Regions from separate parts of the Homo sapiens genome. Here region 2 is linked to region 1. A link is a loop called in an ENCODE intact Hi-C map of the cell type or tissue named here. Cell type or tissue: B cell. All regions are shown on one strand.

Evidence for each region. Hi-C counts contacts between places; a loop is a spot of excess contacts. Peaks named below come from ENCODE experiments on the same cell type or tissue, not always from the same donor. Only the 100,000 strongest peaks of a DNase experiment are listed, where the experiment ranks them.
Region 2: a loop joins it to region 1, with 21 times the contacts of the local background. A loop is called at or near these places in 12 of 110 quality-filtered maps.

What each region holds. Positions count from the first base shown.
Region 1 is chr17:39,750,835-39,758,834 of GRCh38, forward strand. It overlaps IKZF3 (IKAROS family zinc finger 3), which reads right to left. Exons shown (of 8, transcript NM_012481.5): 8 at 6,884-8,000. Among named protein-coding and RNA genes, the nearest start is that of GRB7, 17 kb to the left of the region's middle. RefSeq lists silencers at 3,087-3,226, 3,267-3,316, 3,457-4,186 and enhancers at 4,677-4,726, 5,137-5,446, 7,326-7,405. In B cell, a CTCF peak has its summit at 3,500 (motif pointing left); DNase peaks (open chromatin) are centred at 3,637, 4,777, 5,347, 7,407 and 1 weaker place; H3K4me3 peaks cover 3,378 bases; H3K27ac peaks cover 5,657 bases.
Region 2 is chr17:39,948,175-39,956,174 of GRCh38, forward strand. No RefSeq gene overlaps it. Among named protein-coding and RNA genes, the nearest start is that of GSDMA, 11 kb to the right of the region's middle. RefSeq lists silencers at 4,603-5,122, 5,163-5,212. In B cell, no CTCF peak of the experiment used is centred here; DNase peaks (open chromatin) are centred at 539 and 4,857; H3K4me3 peaks cover 1,376 bases; H3K27ac peaks cover 1,321 bases.

The DNA of each region.
Region 1 (8,000 bases):
GTGTCCCTTCACAGCCTGAGGCACTGGGCAGAGACAAAGCCTCTCTGTCAATCAGCTAATTGGAGACTGTGAGACAGATGTCCTTCCCACTTTACAAATGGGAAACTGAGGCTCAGGGAAAGACAGGGACTCACCTGCGACAGGGGTCGCAGAGGGAGTTCGGGACAGAGGCCAGACTCAGCCCACTGGACAGGTGGTGAAATGCAGCCCTGCCCTGCTCTAGCCTTTGTTCTCTGCCCCCTCCCTTCTCAGTGCTGGCCACAGTGAGGGACCTAGGCTGCCGAGAGCCCTTAGAGGGGGCAGCATTTGGCCCTGATCTGGCCACCTGAGACCAGCAGCAGCCCATTCTTGGTGAGTGTCTGAGATTTCTGGCTTTTTGGAGACGTAGCTGCTAAGAGTTTGGGGGCACAGGGACCCTCTCAGGGCCAGCTCACAGTGGAACCCCTGGGTAAGATCCCCCAGCTCTGAGGATGTGGGAAGGATGCTGCTCTACCTCAGAGACTGCAGCATGACCTACAGTGGTCAGACAGCAGAAAGGACTGCCAAGGACGGCTGCAGTGCTAGATCGGGGAGGCTTGTGGTTCTGAGAAAATCTGGGCTGGTGGGAGGGGAAGCAGGGGCTTCTCTGGGGGAGAGGGTGGGGGCTGGGACCTCAGATACTGTCTTTTCAAAATTGATTTATTGGGTTTCATTCTAAAATTATACGTACTTATTAAAAACATTTCAGAAAAAAACTTGAGGGCAAAGGGGAAATTCCTCATCATCTTTCCATGCAGAGGAGGACCCAGTACTGAGAGAGGGTGACAGGGCCCACATCTGGGGAGCTGACGCGAAGTGCTGCCTGCCATGCATCACACGTTCCAGCTTCCCGGGACCAGCGTGGCCGGTGGGAGCCGGGTGCCAGGGCACATTGCTATCCTTGGCAGCACCATGGGCCTTTAGGGTAGGGGTTCTGTGGAGGGTGTGGCTACAATGTTGGCCTCCCTGCCTGCTCAAGTGTGGAGGGGAGGGAGGACTGCTGCCAACGCTCTGGACTCTGGGATGGGGGTGGGCATGATTCCAGGGGAGCCCACCTCCCTGGGCGGGGCATCCAGACAAAGCCCTGGCCAGTTCTGCAACATCCAAGTTCACGGGTGGTGGACAGGCCCAAGGGTTCAACATCAGGTCAGGGACCCTGCCTGGCTCCTTCCTTGGGCCCCAGTGCCAGGCACCCTGATGAGGGATGAAGAGAGGAAGGACAGGACACAGACAGGGGAGCCCAAAGCCACTTGGAAGGATTCTTTCTTCCAAACTATCCACATAAGCAGTTTTCTAACTCCTTCCCAGAGCCCAAGGGTTCTGGCAGGGGCTTGAGGGGCAGGTTGGGGTGGTGATGGGGGATGCATTGCCTTTCTATCTGGAACTTGAGCCTTATGGTATATTCAGGAAAAAGGCTTGAACCAGTGAAGTACTGATCTGGTCCAACAGATAGAAAGAGGGCCCAGAGAGGTCAGGGCTTGGTCCAACTCGCACAGTGGTGGGGCGTCTGCAGACTGCTTTCCTGTCCTGTGCTGTTGGCAGAACCTCAGCTTTGGGACTTGAGGGGGAGTATGCAGTGGCAATTAGGACAAACGACTCTGAGCTCTCAGTTGAGTTGGGGGAGGAGAGAAAAGAAGGAGTTAGATCCTGGGGGAGTTGGATGTTGCAGACTGGACTCCAGAGCCTGGGGGTGTGGGCGATCCTGGGGTGTGGGGAGGGCGGGCTGAGGCTGCTCCACAAGCGTTCTCGAAGTTCACCATACAAGAAGGGGCGGTGTGGGGAAATGGGGATGAGGCCTGAAATTCAATCCCATGTGGGTTGAGTTATGATGTCATCTGACACCCTCTCACACGGCTGCATCTACCCCAAGGAAGGGGCAAGTTTTTCTTTGATGGGCACCTGGGGGGGCTGTTTAGCTGGAGTTTTTTTTGTTTCGCTTTTTTTGTTTTTGTGTTTTTTTTGAGACAAGTTTCGCTCTGTGGCCCAGGCTGGAGTGCAATGGTGTGATCTCGGTTTACCGCAACCTCCACCTCCTGGGTTCAAGCAATTCTCCTGCCTCAGCCTCCCAAGTAGCTGGGATTACAGACATGCACCACCACGCCCAGCAATTTTGTATTTTTAGTAGAGATGGGGTTTATCCACGTTGGTGAAGCTCGTCTCGAACTCCCGACTTCATGTGATCCGCCCGCCTCAGCCTCCCAAAGTGCTGGGATTACAGGTGTGAGCCACCGCGCCGGGCCTGGAGCTGCATTTTTGTTGTAAGCACTTTGTTCTTACTTGGATTAGGTTTATTTTAGGGTGGTTTGGGGCAGACTGAGGGAGATTGGAAGGCAGAAACCACCCCCTCAGGACAACCACGTGGATCTCCTTAGGGTCTGGGTAGTGGAACTGGGCCCTGTGACCTTGGAGTTGGAGGGGAAGCTGTAAGCAGGGATGGAACGGGCCACCCGCACCCTCACACAGCTGTGACCAACAGGCACGGTCATCCGCATTCACCTGCCCAACTCCCATGCCCTGAGTCCTGTCCTCCAGGGCATTCCTACTGGCACTACCCCAATTTCCCAAAAGATTCCAGGGATCTCTCTCTCGCTCTCTCTTTTTTTTTTTTTACAGTCTCACTCTGTTGCCCAGGCTGGAGTGCAGTGGCTGATCTCAGCTCACTGCAACCTCCACCCCCTGGGTTCAAGCGATTTTCCTGCCTCAGCCTCTTGAGTAGTTTGGGATTACAGGCGTGCGCCACCACGCCCAGCTAATTTTTGTATTTTTAGTAGACGGGGTTTTGCCATGTTGGCCAGACTGATCTCAAACTCCTGACCTCAAGTGATCCTCCCGCTTTGGCCTCCCAAGGGAGGGTTCCTTCCTCCCAGGCTGAGGCACCCTGCCCCACACATCTACTGGAGGAACTTAGTGTTGGGGCCAGGGGGTGGCTGGGTAAGGCTGGATCCCACACTTGTCAGGCCAGGTTGGGGTAGGGGAGGATACACGGGGGACCCGTCTCTCAGCCGTTCTGGGCCGGTGCCTGAGGCGATCTGCCCCGCCGCCCGCCCTTCCGCCACCACCCAAGTCGCATGCGCGCGCCGGGGCCGACGGGCGCCAGGCTCCACCGAGCCACCCTCCGTCGTGGCGGCCCCTCGTGCCTCTGCGGAGGGAAGGCCGCCGGCTTCGCCAGGGGGCGCGCGTCGGGGTCGCGGCTCTTTGAACTCGGCCCCACGAGGGGACGCGCCATCGGTTTCGTGGCTTGCGTGGCGCCGCAGCAACGAGCCGGTCGCCCCGGGGCGTTGCTTAGTCCGGGCCTCGCTGCGAGTCTGTGGGCGAGGCGGGAGGTGCTTCCTTGGCCAGGCGGGTGGAGGAAGGTGTGGGCGCCGCATCCCAGCGTCGCGGAGCCTCCAGGCGCGGGCAGGCGAGACTGGCGTGCAGCGCGACGGCCTAGTCCCGGCGTCCCACCGTCCCCCACTCCCGCAGGCGCCGAGCCGATTCAGCCGCGCGGCTGCAGTGACACCCAGCGGCCGTCGCGGGAAGTGCGGTCGCCGCGGCCAGGCCTCCGGGGCTCCTGTCTCTCGAGGTTCCCACCCCGGTTACGCGCGGGCACCCCGGAGGAGAGCGGCCGCGCGCTGCAGATGCCCGCGGGGGCACTTCCCCTGCCCCTCCCCCGTTTCCTCCCCGCAGGCGCCCGAGCGCCGGGAGATCCTGCGCAGCGGCAGTGCCCGGAAGGGCGGGGCGGGGTGCAGCAGCGGCGCTGGGCTGTGACCCGGGCAGTTTCACTTCTGGATCCTGCTCGGGCTGTGATAGGACAGCGCGGGGGCAGCGGGGGAACACGCGGGCACGCCGAGATCCGGCGCTCGGGACCCCGATGAGGGGAGGCCTTTCACTCCTGGGGTGTCACGCGACCCACGCTTTCCTCCATGTCCACTCCCACCCCCCATGGGTTCCACTTTGCTGTCCCCCGAGCTGCCGCTCCTCCCCAGCAGACACCGTCTCCGCCGGGGCTGCCGACCCCCGGAGAGGCCCCGAGCGGCGTGGGCGGCGGGAGGAGGGAGCTGTGAAGCCGCAGGCAGGGGGTTAGGCTGCGGGCTGCTGAGACGCCGAGCTGTTTCTCAGAAGTGCAGCTGCCCCTCCCCTCACACCCCCCTCACTCCCACCGCGCGCCGCACCCCTGCCCCCTCTCCGCCGGCCTCCCTTTCCTCTCCCAGGCACCCTAGCCGGGAATCTGGGGTCTGGGTCCACGCAGAATTAAGAGGAGAACCTGAGAAAGGGCGGGGGCCGGGGGTTCAGACCCAGCCTCAGCGCGCGTTATTCCGAGCCTCCTATAATTCCACAGGTGAGGGGATCCTGTCCCCTACCCCTGGGGTCCAGGATTGGAATTTGATAGAACAGTTAGGAAAATGACATCTTGAGAGAGTCAGGGCCCGGCCACTATTACTCTAGCTCCAGCGTCCAGTGAGGAGAGGAGAGAGAGGGAAGACCTGGAGCCCGGCTGGTGCAGTGAGGTTGAGGCCTGTCTTAGGAGTACCAGCTGGAAGGCCCTTCAGAGATCCCTGACTCTGGGGAAAATCAACGCCCAGAAGGGGAAGTCAAGTGTCTGGGCTCATCCCGAGAGGGAGAGGGCTGGGATTGGAACCAGGACTCCAAATAGTTGCGGGAGTCTGCGACTGTCTTTTGCTTGGGACTTCAGAGCTTTGCTGGATTCACTGACTCAGCCTGCTTTCCCTCAACACACACAAACACACACACACGAGACACGTGCACGCGCGCACACACACAGATACACAGACACACACAGACAGACATGCAAGGAGAGAGACAGGCACACATGGAGACAGACACGCACACGCAAAGAGACACACAGCTCCCCAGGAGTCTAGCGGGGCAGCTGAGGTCTGTGAGTGAGACATTCTCAGTGAGACACTGAGAATGCAATTCCAGTGGGGGTGGGATGGGGATTGGGCGGTGGAAGGACAAGCCCGGGGGAGGAGGTGGCATCGCCCCCCTAGTTCCCATCCACCACCACCCCCAGTGCTGTGGTTTATTTGCCTAGGCAGCTCTTCTGGGCCAGGGGGCCAGGGTACTGGGGTGGAGAGGCGAGGTGATGGGAAAGGCTGTTCTGGGGCTTCCTGCCCCCTCACTCCTGGGGAAGGGGGGTAGCTGCCATCACCCGCAGGCCTTTCCACTGCAGCCCTTTCCTTGGGTATGTGTGTTATTCTGGGGGAAGATCTGTTATTTGCGGAGAAGGGAGGCAGCTGCCTACTTCACAGGTCAAGACAGAGTTAAAAACAAAACCACAGCAAATTCAACACCCCGTGTCCTTCAGGGACTTTCCATGACACCTTCCTTCCCCCCTCTCCCCTAAGCCAGGGAGCACCTCCCCAGAGGGCCTCCCCACCCCAGGTGCAGTGGCTTTTGGCTTTTATGCAAACAACTGTCTGATCCCGGAATGCTCCACAGCCCGAACTGTGGCCTGGGCCGAATGTGCCCCTCCACCATCCCTTGGGCCAGTGTTTCTGGTCTTCCTGGAGTTGTGACCTCCACTCTTCCTCAGACCCTGGATTCTGAGGGACAGGAGATGAGGGCAGGAAGCTAGGTCCTTTCCCCCTGCCTGCCCTCGGGTGGCAGTTGCCTGCAGGTGGAGGGTTTGGGCACAGCAACCTAAGTGAATGGTCCGGGGTTTTGAGTGATGGGGGAGGGGAAGAAGGAGGGTGCAGGTGTGGGGTGGCCTCCACTGCCAGGCCCACCACCCTCTAGGGCATTGAATTAGCTCCCAAGATCAGGAAGGAAAACTCTTCTCAGGCTGGGAGTCCATTCAACCCCAACGCCAGTGTGGACCTCCGGTCCTGCTCACTGGCAAAGGGGGTCAGGATCTCCCTGTCTCCCTCTCTTCTGCCTGAGCTGCTTCTGCTTTGGGGAGGGATTTGGGGATGGGGAAGGCCATATAATCTTCTCTCCAGGGCTGAAAACCAGCTACTGAGGGGCCGTTTTTGAATGTATTCAGTGCTAAAATGCAAAGGCAGGGTGCCATGCCATTCCTTTCTCCTCCTCAGCTTGAGCAAGACTGGGAAACCTGTAGGAGACCCTCAGCCAGTTTGAACATTTTGGAGTGCTGATGGGAGGGAGATGATGCTGATCATGGAGCCAGAGGACGCTGGTGCCAGCCTAGCCCCACATTTGTTAGTCTTAAAACTTCAGACAATCTTTCTCATGCCTCTTCCACAGAAGACGGAAAATGGAGGGTGCTTTAGATGAGGCTGAGCAGAAGGCCAGACTCTCTCTCTACTTTCTCTAACGTTTTCTAAGAGAGAACACAATGATGATGGAAAGAAAGCAGCCTCATCCCTATGCCATTCTCCTAGGACTTTTCCCCCTAACACCTTCGGTTTGGGTCTCCAGGTATCTAAAAACTGTATTTAAATATGGTCGAGTTTAAGGACTGCAACTCAAGTTTCCCAATGTGGATGTCTGTGAGCCCCCACACATGAAAAAGTCAGAACTTGACTGTATTTTAAGAAGAATCTCTGTTGAGGGAGGAAGGCAGAGCAGTGACTTGGAATAGGGGTGCACCATGCTGAATGTGCTGATCATGCTAAGTCCAGGTCCTCAACCTCCTCCAGTTTCCTTAGTGAACTAAGGACCAGTGGAACCAGGAACCCTATCTTGTGGGTTACAGGGGCCAGCAGCAGGATCACAGTGGTAGGCTCAGCAAGGCGTCAGGTGAGAACCTTTATTTCAGTGATAATTCATTTTTCTTGATAACTGGACTTTAAGAAATAGAGGGGCAAAATTAAGAAAGTATTCCTTGGGGCGGGATGAAACCCTTCTACATCCTGACACCAGCAGACACAAATCATAAGTGATAAGGATGCACAAGGACTAATTTCAAACATACCAGGATTTTTTTATTTTTCAGTGTAAAAATCAAACATGATAAACCTAGAAAACTATCAGCAGGGCTATTTCTTACAGGGTTCCAGCAAGGGTTAGCATTGTTACATTTCAGAAGCTGACTTTCTTTAAACCATCTTTACAGAGGAGTAAACTTCACAGTTCCACACATGGCTGGGCTCCAGGTAGAACTCCATAGGAGTGACGAGGGAAAGTCACCACTGGGCAGGGAGGGCATTTCTGAGAAATGCAGATGAGAGGAGAGGCTGTGAGCACAGGCTGTGTCAAAACCCAGGGCAAGGGCTCCCTCCCGCCTTCCCTCCCAGTGGGAAGGCCACCCTGAGCCCCAAACCACATTCTGTTCCTTCCTCGTCATTCTGCAGACAATGGTCATCCACAGACCACACGTGTGGTGGCTTTGGCAACCAGAAATTTAAAATAAGCTATGGTTTTTCCAGTAGCCAAAATGATCCTGCACCAAAGCTCATAGACTGAGAACCTGAGCATGCAAAACCACAGTCTGGGTGAAGGGATGTCTGCTTTGTAAATGACCTGCTAATTCTTTGCAACCCACAGTAATTTGGTTTCTGTGAACCCACAGAAGCAGGCCCACCAAAAAGGGCCTTGTCTGCTAGCCTGGAGTATACATGAGTCACTGGCGGTGGGATCAGTCATTTTTTAGGCTGCCCCATTTTCCTAACATGTTAAAATGTGTGTTCTCAGTCTTTTCAAGAGAGGAAGAAGCAAAGCGGCACTTACAGAGTGTGAGATAGACACAGATCTGTGGCGAGGGATTGGGGAAGGTGGGTGGCATCTTGGGACTCTCTCCAGGCTTTCTGGAGTGGGGTCAGTGGAGAGATGAACAGTGAGAAACATTTGAAATAACTCAAGTTTTGGAGCAGCGGGGGGTGGGGTACTAATGGCTGAGGACTCACAGACAGTGAGGGAGCAAAGCGCTTTGACTTCCCTGGGTGCGACACCATGAAGTGTCTATAGCACGTGGTTAGCTCACGCTGGTTCCAAGGGTCAGCAGATCCTCTGCCCTTGTGCATTAAAACAACATGAAGGAAACTGTTAGAGATCAGTTACCTCCATAATTCATTTGTAAA
Region 2 (8,000 bases), 200 kb after region 1:
GCCTTAGCTCTCTGAGAATCTGCCATCATCAACCTCTCTTACCTCCAAGGAACAGTCACCCCAAACCAGGAAGGCAAAGGGAAAGCAGAACAAGGCCCCCAAGCTGCCAAATGGATGCCACCACAAGCCCACCCCTTCATTCGACAAGAATCTGTTGGTCGGGCGCGGTGGCTCCAGCCAGTAATCCCAGCACTTTGGGAGACCAAGGTGGGCCCTGAGCTCAGGAGTTCGAGACCAGCCTGGCCAAGATGGTGAAACCCCGTCTCTACTAAAAATACAAAAATTAGCCGGGTGTGGTGGTGCGGGCCTGTAATCCTAGCTACTCAAGAGGCTGAGGCAGGAGGATCGCTTGAACCCAGGAGGCAGAGGTTGCAGTGAGCCAAGACCGTGCCACTACACTCCAGCCTGGGTGACAGAATGAGACTCTGTCTCAAAACAAACAAACAAACACCATCCGTTGAGTTCCTGTGCATGGCAGGCGCTGCAACTACAAAGATCAGGAAGTTGTGCCTGACCCTGGGGACCTGACAGGCTAGTGTATCAGTGATGACAGTCCAGGAAGACAGGGCTGTGCACAGGGGCCCTGTGAACCCATAAGGAGCATCTCAATCAAACACCGACAAAGGGTCATGTACTTTGCTCACAGGAACCCTCGCTCAGAACTCATTTATTCTTAGTTTACAAGAGTTCTAATAATTTCAGAACTGTGGCTTCCTGCTTATATCAAGTTAGAAACAGTATTTCTGAAGTAGCAAAAATTATATTACAGAGGGTCAGAATAACAGCAGTGAGAAAGTACACCCTAACGACGGGGAGGGACATGATTAAAAGTCTAAGAACTCAAAAGGCATTGTCACAGGGCATTTTAGTGTCTCTTAAATGGCCCTGTGTGGAAAACTGACTCCCCCTGCCTCACAGGGGCCTATGGGCATTGGCAAAATGCATGAGATCAGTACATTGACTTCGGGTTACCTGCAGAAAAGTTCAAATCTTGGAGTGTCCATTCTCAGAAGCAGGGAGCTGGTGATGCACTTGAGAAAGAATTTCCATCAAGGACTGAAGTAAATAAGGCAGAATGACTATTGGAAAATGCTACTTCAACCTCAACTACTTCCTTGTTCCTTCTTCCCACTGGTCGAAGATCTGCCCCTGGGGCCATGCAAAACAAACCAGCCTAAAAGCCTAGTCTTTTTTTTTCTTTTTTCTTTTTTTTTTTATTTAGAGACAGGGTCTCACTCTTTCTCCCAGGCTGGAGTGCAGTGGCGTGATCACAGCTTTTATGTCCCACTACCACCACACACGCATATGTGAGCACACACACACGTATCTGCCTCGGGCCCCTGTAATGCAGTTGATCTTCCCCAATCATAATATATATTTCAGCCGGGCACAGTGGCTCACGCCTGTAATCCCAGCACTTCGGGAGGCCGAGGCTGGTGGATCACCTGAGGTTGGGAGTTCAAGACCAGCCTGGCCAACCTGGCAAAAACCCGTCTCCACTAAAAATACAAAAATTAGCTGGGCATGGTGGCGGGCGCCTGTAATCCCAGCTACTCAGGAGGCTGAGGCAGAAGAATCACTTGAACCCGGGAGGCAGAGGTTGCAGTGAGCTGAGATCACGCCGTTGCACTCCAGCCTGAGTGACAGAGTGAGAATCCGTCTCAAAAAAAAAATATATATATATATATGTTTCTACACTTATGACAACTGCCATCTTCCTCTTTTAGAACACCAAACAAAACTTAAGCCCCCACACTAATACTAATGTCTAAGGTCAGCCCTCACTTCTCATTCACTTTTGGGGCCAAGGCAATTTATCAGGGAATGTTTCCAGCAGAGGGTGTATGGGAACGAGCACAGGGCACATCTGTCCTGTAGAACTAAGAAAAGACTCAAGATCACCAAGACTGCAGTCACAGGGGTCCTGGTGAATGCCTCTGTCACTGTCGAAGGCAAATGTCAAAACTCCCTGGACATCCAAAACCTCAGCCATCATCGTGAATGATCTGGAAAACCTGAGGAAGAGGCGAGCTTGCAGGGTGGGGTGAGGAGGCAGGTTGAGGATTCCAGGCCAGATGCTAGAGGCTGGTACAGAGGAATAGCACCCACCCAGAATAGCACGGACTGCTCAAGTTGGCAGGGATCTCTATTTTACAAAAGGGCCCAAAGAGAGGCAGCGAGTTATCCAAGGTCACATAGGGAGGGAAGGAAAGAACCAGGACTAGAATCCACAGGGCCCTGTCCCTCTGGGACATACACATACTCCCCTTCCAGGGGAATGAAATAAGGGAGAGATAGGGAGAGACAACCATGAGCCCAGGGTGCAGCTGAAATGGGCAGAGGGTCTACCCACTCGCAACCTCTGACAGCCTCTGAGTCTAGCCCCACCCCTTCCACAAAGCTGAAGTAGGCAGAGCAGTCCTTCCTCCAGAAGCTTCCGGAGGATGGGGAGAATCTATACGTGGTGACCAAGACCATGGAGATGCTGAAGAAGGGGGGTAAGGCCAGAGGGGCAGTTCCATCCCCGACCTCACTGCTGTGGGGCTCAAGGTTGGGAATCTCTGAGATGCCTTCTCTGCCCCATCCCTTCCATGCACACTTGCCCCTCTCCTTCCCCCACGCAGCCCCTACTCTCCTCTGCATTCTATGCCATTTCCCTTCACACTTTTATCTTTTCTAAGGACTTTTTCATCTATCATCTCACAGGAATCCCCTGAGGAAGGCAAAATTGCTATTGCAATCACCATTTCGTACAGTTTAGGAAACTGGACTTTGGAAAAGTCCAGGGACTGACCCAAGGTCAATCTGTGAGCAAAGCCCAGGTTTTGAGATTCCCAGCTGGCTCTTTCGCCAGGCAGCTCCACTGCAGCCAGGGTTCTCCCACCATCTGCCAGGGTTCCCTTCTTTCATTCTCTCCCATCTCCTCCCCTCCCCTCCCCTCCCTGCCCTGTGGACAGCTGCATTTCCCAGGGCTCTCTGTTTCCACACGGGAGCATCATCATGGCCTTTCTCCCCAAGCAGTGGGTCACTGGGGAGGAGAGCTGGAGTCACAGAGTACAGTGTGAGGGAGGGAAGGGGAGGGGAGGCGGCCTCCCAAGGGACGGTTCCTACTCTGAGCCAAGCCCTCAGAGCTGAGCTGAAGTCTGGAAGTTTGGAGTCTTCCATTTCTGTTTGGGCTCTGCCCCCCAAACCAGCTGGCGACTCCACCCCCTCCTGGGTCCCTCCCAATCCCTATTCCACATCCCCTGCTGTGTGGCTCCCTAATGCCTGCACCTACGTGTCCCCTCCTGGAGGCAACACTATATATATTGGGTGCAGGGGCGGGTGGGGGTGGGAAGGGACAGAGAAGTCAGAGACAGCCAGTGCCCAGTGCCCCATTTCTTCTTTTTTTTGAGACAGAGTCTCGCCCTTGTTGCCCAGACTGGAGTGCAATGGTGCGATCTTGGCTCACTGCAATCTCCGCCTCCTGGGTTCAAGCAATTCTCCTGCCTCAGCCTCCTGAGTAGCTGGGACTACAGGCGCACACCACCACACCTAGCTAATTTTGTGTTTTTAGTAGAGATGGGAGAGAATCCACGGGGCCCTGTCCCTCTGGGACACACACACACTCCCCTTCCAGTGGAATGAAATAGGAGAGATAGGGAGAGACAGTTTCACCATGTTGGCCAGGCTGGTCTCAAACTCCTGTTCTCATGTGATCCACCTGCCTCAGCCTCCCAAAGTGTTGGGATTACAGGCGTGAGCCACCACACCTGGCCACAGTGCCCCATTTCTGACCTTCACAGACATCCCCCATCCAAGAACAAGAAGCTGAAAATGCCCTCAGAAGGTCAGAGAAGCAGAGGGCTCTTCTCCCCATCCCCAACCCAAAGGTGGACAAAACCTTAGAAGGTGAGAGGGACACAGAGACCCCTTTCCTAAGCAAAGGAAAGAAATCTGTCAAGTCAGCAGCTGAAGCCCAGAGCCCCTTCGCAAGGGAAAGACTTTGGGGTGATGGTGGGTGGGATGCAGAGGGGTCCCCTGGACATTGGCGGGACGTAGTGCTGACTGTGATGGCAGCCACGGGTTTCTTGGGCCTTTTCGGTGCATCCTCCCCGCAAGCCTCCACCACGCTGTTCCAGGTAGGCTGAGGTTAGGCCCACTCAGGGCGGCACCTTGGCGCAGGACACCTCTTCCGTTTGGGCTTTCCGTCCTCGTGATTTCGCTCTCCATCTGACAGTCATCCATGGTGACAGGGTGTGTCCCTTTCCCCTAAACAGGATCCTCAATGCCCATCGGAAAACGTTGTAAGGCGTTGAGCCCCCAACGCCCCCTCACCACAAGACCCTGCTGTGACCATCTTTTCCTGGTGAGGAGAGTCTGCACGGGGGAGCAGGGCGCCATACCCCAGAAAGAAACCTCTGTGCCTGGGAGTGAGGGACTCGCTGAGTAAAGTGAGGTCGAAGAGGGTGGAGAGGGGTAGGGTCCCAGTCACCACTGTCCTGAACCCACAGTTCAGTCCGGGCCCAAGATGGCCCCACAGGAGCACAGGGGGTTTCGGGCGCTGCAGGTGGAGGTGAAGGACCAGCTGCGGTGCGGAAAGGCCTGACCCGGGCGGCAGATCGCCTGCGGAGAGAATGACCGGCTGGGGTGGAGGCGGGGCTGGGGTGGTGTGGGCGTGGCTGGGGAGGCGTGGCTGGTGTGGTAGGCTTAAGCAGTGAGGGCGGGACTGGGGCAGAGGCGGGGTTTGGGCGCTGAGGGCGGGGCTGGGGCTTTGAGGAGGTGGCTGGGGCTGGGGCGAGGCTGGTGCGGAGGCGGGGTTGGGGCGGTGAGGGCGGGGCTGGGGCAGAGGCGGGGCTGGCGGAGTGAAGGCGGGGCTGGGGTGGTGAGGGCGGGGCTGGTGCGGAGGCGGTGCGGGGGAGGTGTGGGTGGGGCTGGGGCCGAGACGGAGTTTGGGCAGTAAGGGCGGGGCTGGTGCGGAGGCTGGGCTGGTGCGGTGAGGGCGGGGCTGGGTGGAGGCGGGGCTGGGGTAGAGGCGGGGCTGGGGCGGGGTGGGCGGAATTGCGGGCTGCGGGGCAGAGATGGTGATGGCGTCCGGGGGGCGGGGCTGGGTGGACGGCCGGACTACAAGGGACGAGAGGCTGGGCTTAAGGTAGCAGGGGGCAGAGCGGATTGCCCAGGGGCGGGGCGGGATCGGGGACAAGGCTCAAGTGCTGAGGACCAGACATGCGCCGGAAGCCCAAGCCCGGCTAGCGAGTAGGAGGGTGGATGGTGGGGGATGATAGGCTAGGCTTAAGATGGCTGAGGGCGGGGATACAAGGTGGTAGGGCCAGAGATGGGCTGGATGGGGCGTGATCGGCCTCCTCCTGGGAGATCTCAGCCCACCTGAGTAGGCTTCTTCCGGCCGCAAGAGAGACTGGGGCCTGGCCCTGATGGAATGGCCATTCTGAGCGTGAAGACCTGCGTCCCCCTCCCTTCAGGAAGCTCCCTGTCTCTCAAATTTCAGGGGGATCATCACTTCCCATCTCTCTGCCAGGTTGATCGAGTTCTGGATCTACAGGAGCCAGTTCTGAGAGGGAGGACTGGGGGTAGGAACGGGGTCTTTGAATGGCTGCGGGACTGCAGGAGACTTCCAGCAACCTCAGCTCCATGTTGGAGGAACATTCTGTACCTGCTGGGTGCTCTGTGTGGTGAGGGTCAGGGATGAGGGTGAGGGCCATCCCTGATGTACCAGGCCTACTAGGTTAGGCCCAATGGTACCAAGCAAGACCTACCACAAAAGTTAAGGGTCCCAGTGCAAAATGAAAATGCAGGACTCCTTGCTACAAAAGTTATTAAGAATTATATTTGGCCAGACGTGGTGGCTCACGCCTGTAATCCCAGCACTTTGGGAGGCCAAGGTGGGGGCCAATCACCTGAGGTCAGGGGTTCGAGACCAGCCTGGCCAACATGGTGAAACCCCCGTCTCTACTAAAGATACAAATTTAGCCAGGTGTTGTGGCACATGCCTATAATCCCAGCTACTTGGGAGGCTGAGGCAGGAGAATCGCTCGAACATGGGAGGCGGAGTTTGCAGTGAGCTGAGACCTCGCCATTGCACTCCAGCCTGGGCAACAAGAGCAAAACTCAAAAAAAAAAAAAATTATATTCAAGACAGTAGCAGCAGAGCATTAAACGAAGCATGGGGCTGTGTGCAACTGCACAGGTTGCATGCCCATGAAGCCAGCCCTGATACCAAGCTACAAGCAGAGTGGGCAGGGTGCAGACCCTATTGTCCCTTCCTCCAAGGAAAAGGCAAGAGGGGCAAGCCCACCTACCATCCCTACGCCAGCTCATTTTTCCCAAAAGGGGAAAAGGGAACATACCATTCCAGGAATCTCCTCTCATCCTCTCCTGGAGGAGAAAAAATGAATCTGCCGCCCACTTCCCCTCCACGGACACACATGGGAGCTAACCCCAGTTCCCAGAGCCACTTTTTTTTTTTTTTTTTTTTTTTGGAGACGGAGTCTCTCTCTGTTGCCCAGGCTGGAGTACAGCAGTGGGATCTCAGCTCACTGCAACCTCTGCCTCCCAGGTTCAAGCAATTCTCCTGCCTCAGCCTCCCGAGTAGCTGGGATTACAGGCATGTACCACCACACCCAGCTAATTTGTGTATTTTTAGTAGATGGGATTTCCCCATCACGGCCAGGTTGGTCTCAAACTCCTGACCTCAAGTGATCCGCTCCCCTCAGCTTCCCAAAGTGCTGGGATTACAGGTGTGAACCACCACACCCGGCCCCCAGAGCCACTTTACAATGCCCTGCCCACAGAAGGAGGGAGAGCATGCCGTGTCCCTCATGCCCTTTCCTCTCCTTTACCCTCTGCAGAGCTGAGTGAGGTGCAACAGCAGCTGCTGGCCATGTCCAGGGAGAAGGGGATCCTTTCCCAATAGGTGGAGCTGGAGAGGGACCTGGGGGATGACAACGAGGAGAAAATTGAGTTTGAGCTCATCCAGCTCCACCCCCACACTTGTGGATGGGCAGTCTGAGGCCCAGAGAGCACACAAGACTTTAGGGCCACACAGCAGGCTCTTAGCAGAACTCTCTACAGAACTTAGGTCTCCGGATTCTTAATCCTTGCCCATCTCTGCTTCACTCTAGCATTAACAGACAGAGGGGGGATCAAGGATGGGGACTGTAATAAAATAGCTTGTTGAATAGCAAGAGAGGCTGGGTGCGGTGGCTCACACCTACAATCCCAGAACTTTGGGAGGCCGAGGCAGGAGGATTGCTTGAGGCCAAGAGTTCCACACCAGCTTGGGCAACATAGCCAGACCCCATCTCTATTTAATATAGGAAATAATAAAAAATAAAAAGTAAAAGAATGGCAGTGTGATGCCACCTTGAAGCAAAACTGCCATGGTGACTGGTATTGGATTCCTGATTCTGGCAGCAAAGTCCTTAAACAATGCCTGTAGCATAGATAACCCCTGTATTAGTCCATTCTCACACTGCTGTGAAGAAATACCTGAGACTGGGTAATTTATAAGGGAAAGACATTTAATTGACTCACAGTTCCACATTGCTGGGGAGGCCTCAGGAAACTTAAAATTATGGCGGAAAGGAAAAGAGAAGAAGACACCTTCACAGAGCAGCAGGACAGAGTGAATGCAAGCAGGGGAAATGCCAGATACTTATAAAACCATCAGATCTCATGAGACTCACTCATGATCATGAAAACAGCATAGGGGTAACCACCCCCATCACTCAATTACCTCCACCCGGTCCCACCCCCAACACATGGGGATTATGGTGATTATAATTCAAGATAAGATTTTGGGTGGGGGACACAGCGAAACCATACCAACCCGTCATAAAGCAACAATGCCTGTAACACAGATAATCCCTCATATAGATGTGTATCTAACCTCCCCAGTGGCCATGACTTTTGCAAGACAGTCTGAGCCATGACTGGCTGCACCTGTTTCACTCTAAAGGCTTGTTATAGAAAAGATATTTTCTGGACAGCAGGTGTGGGGAACC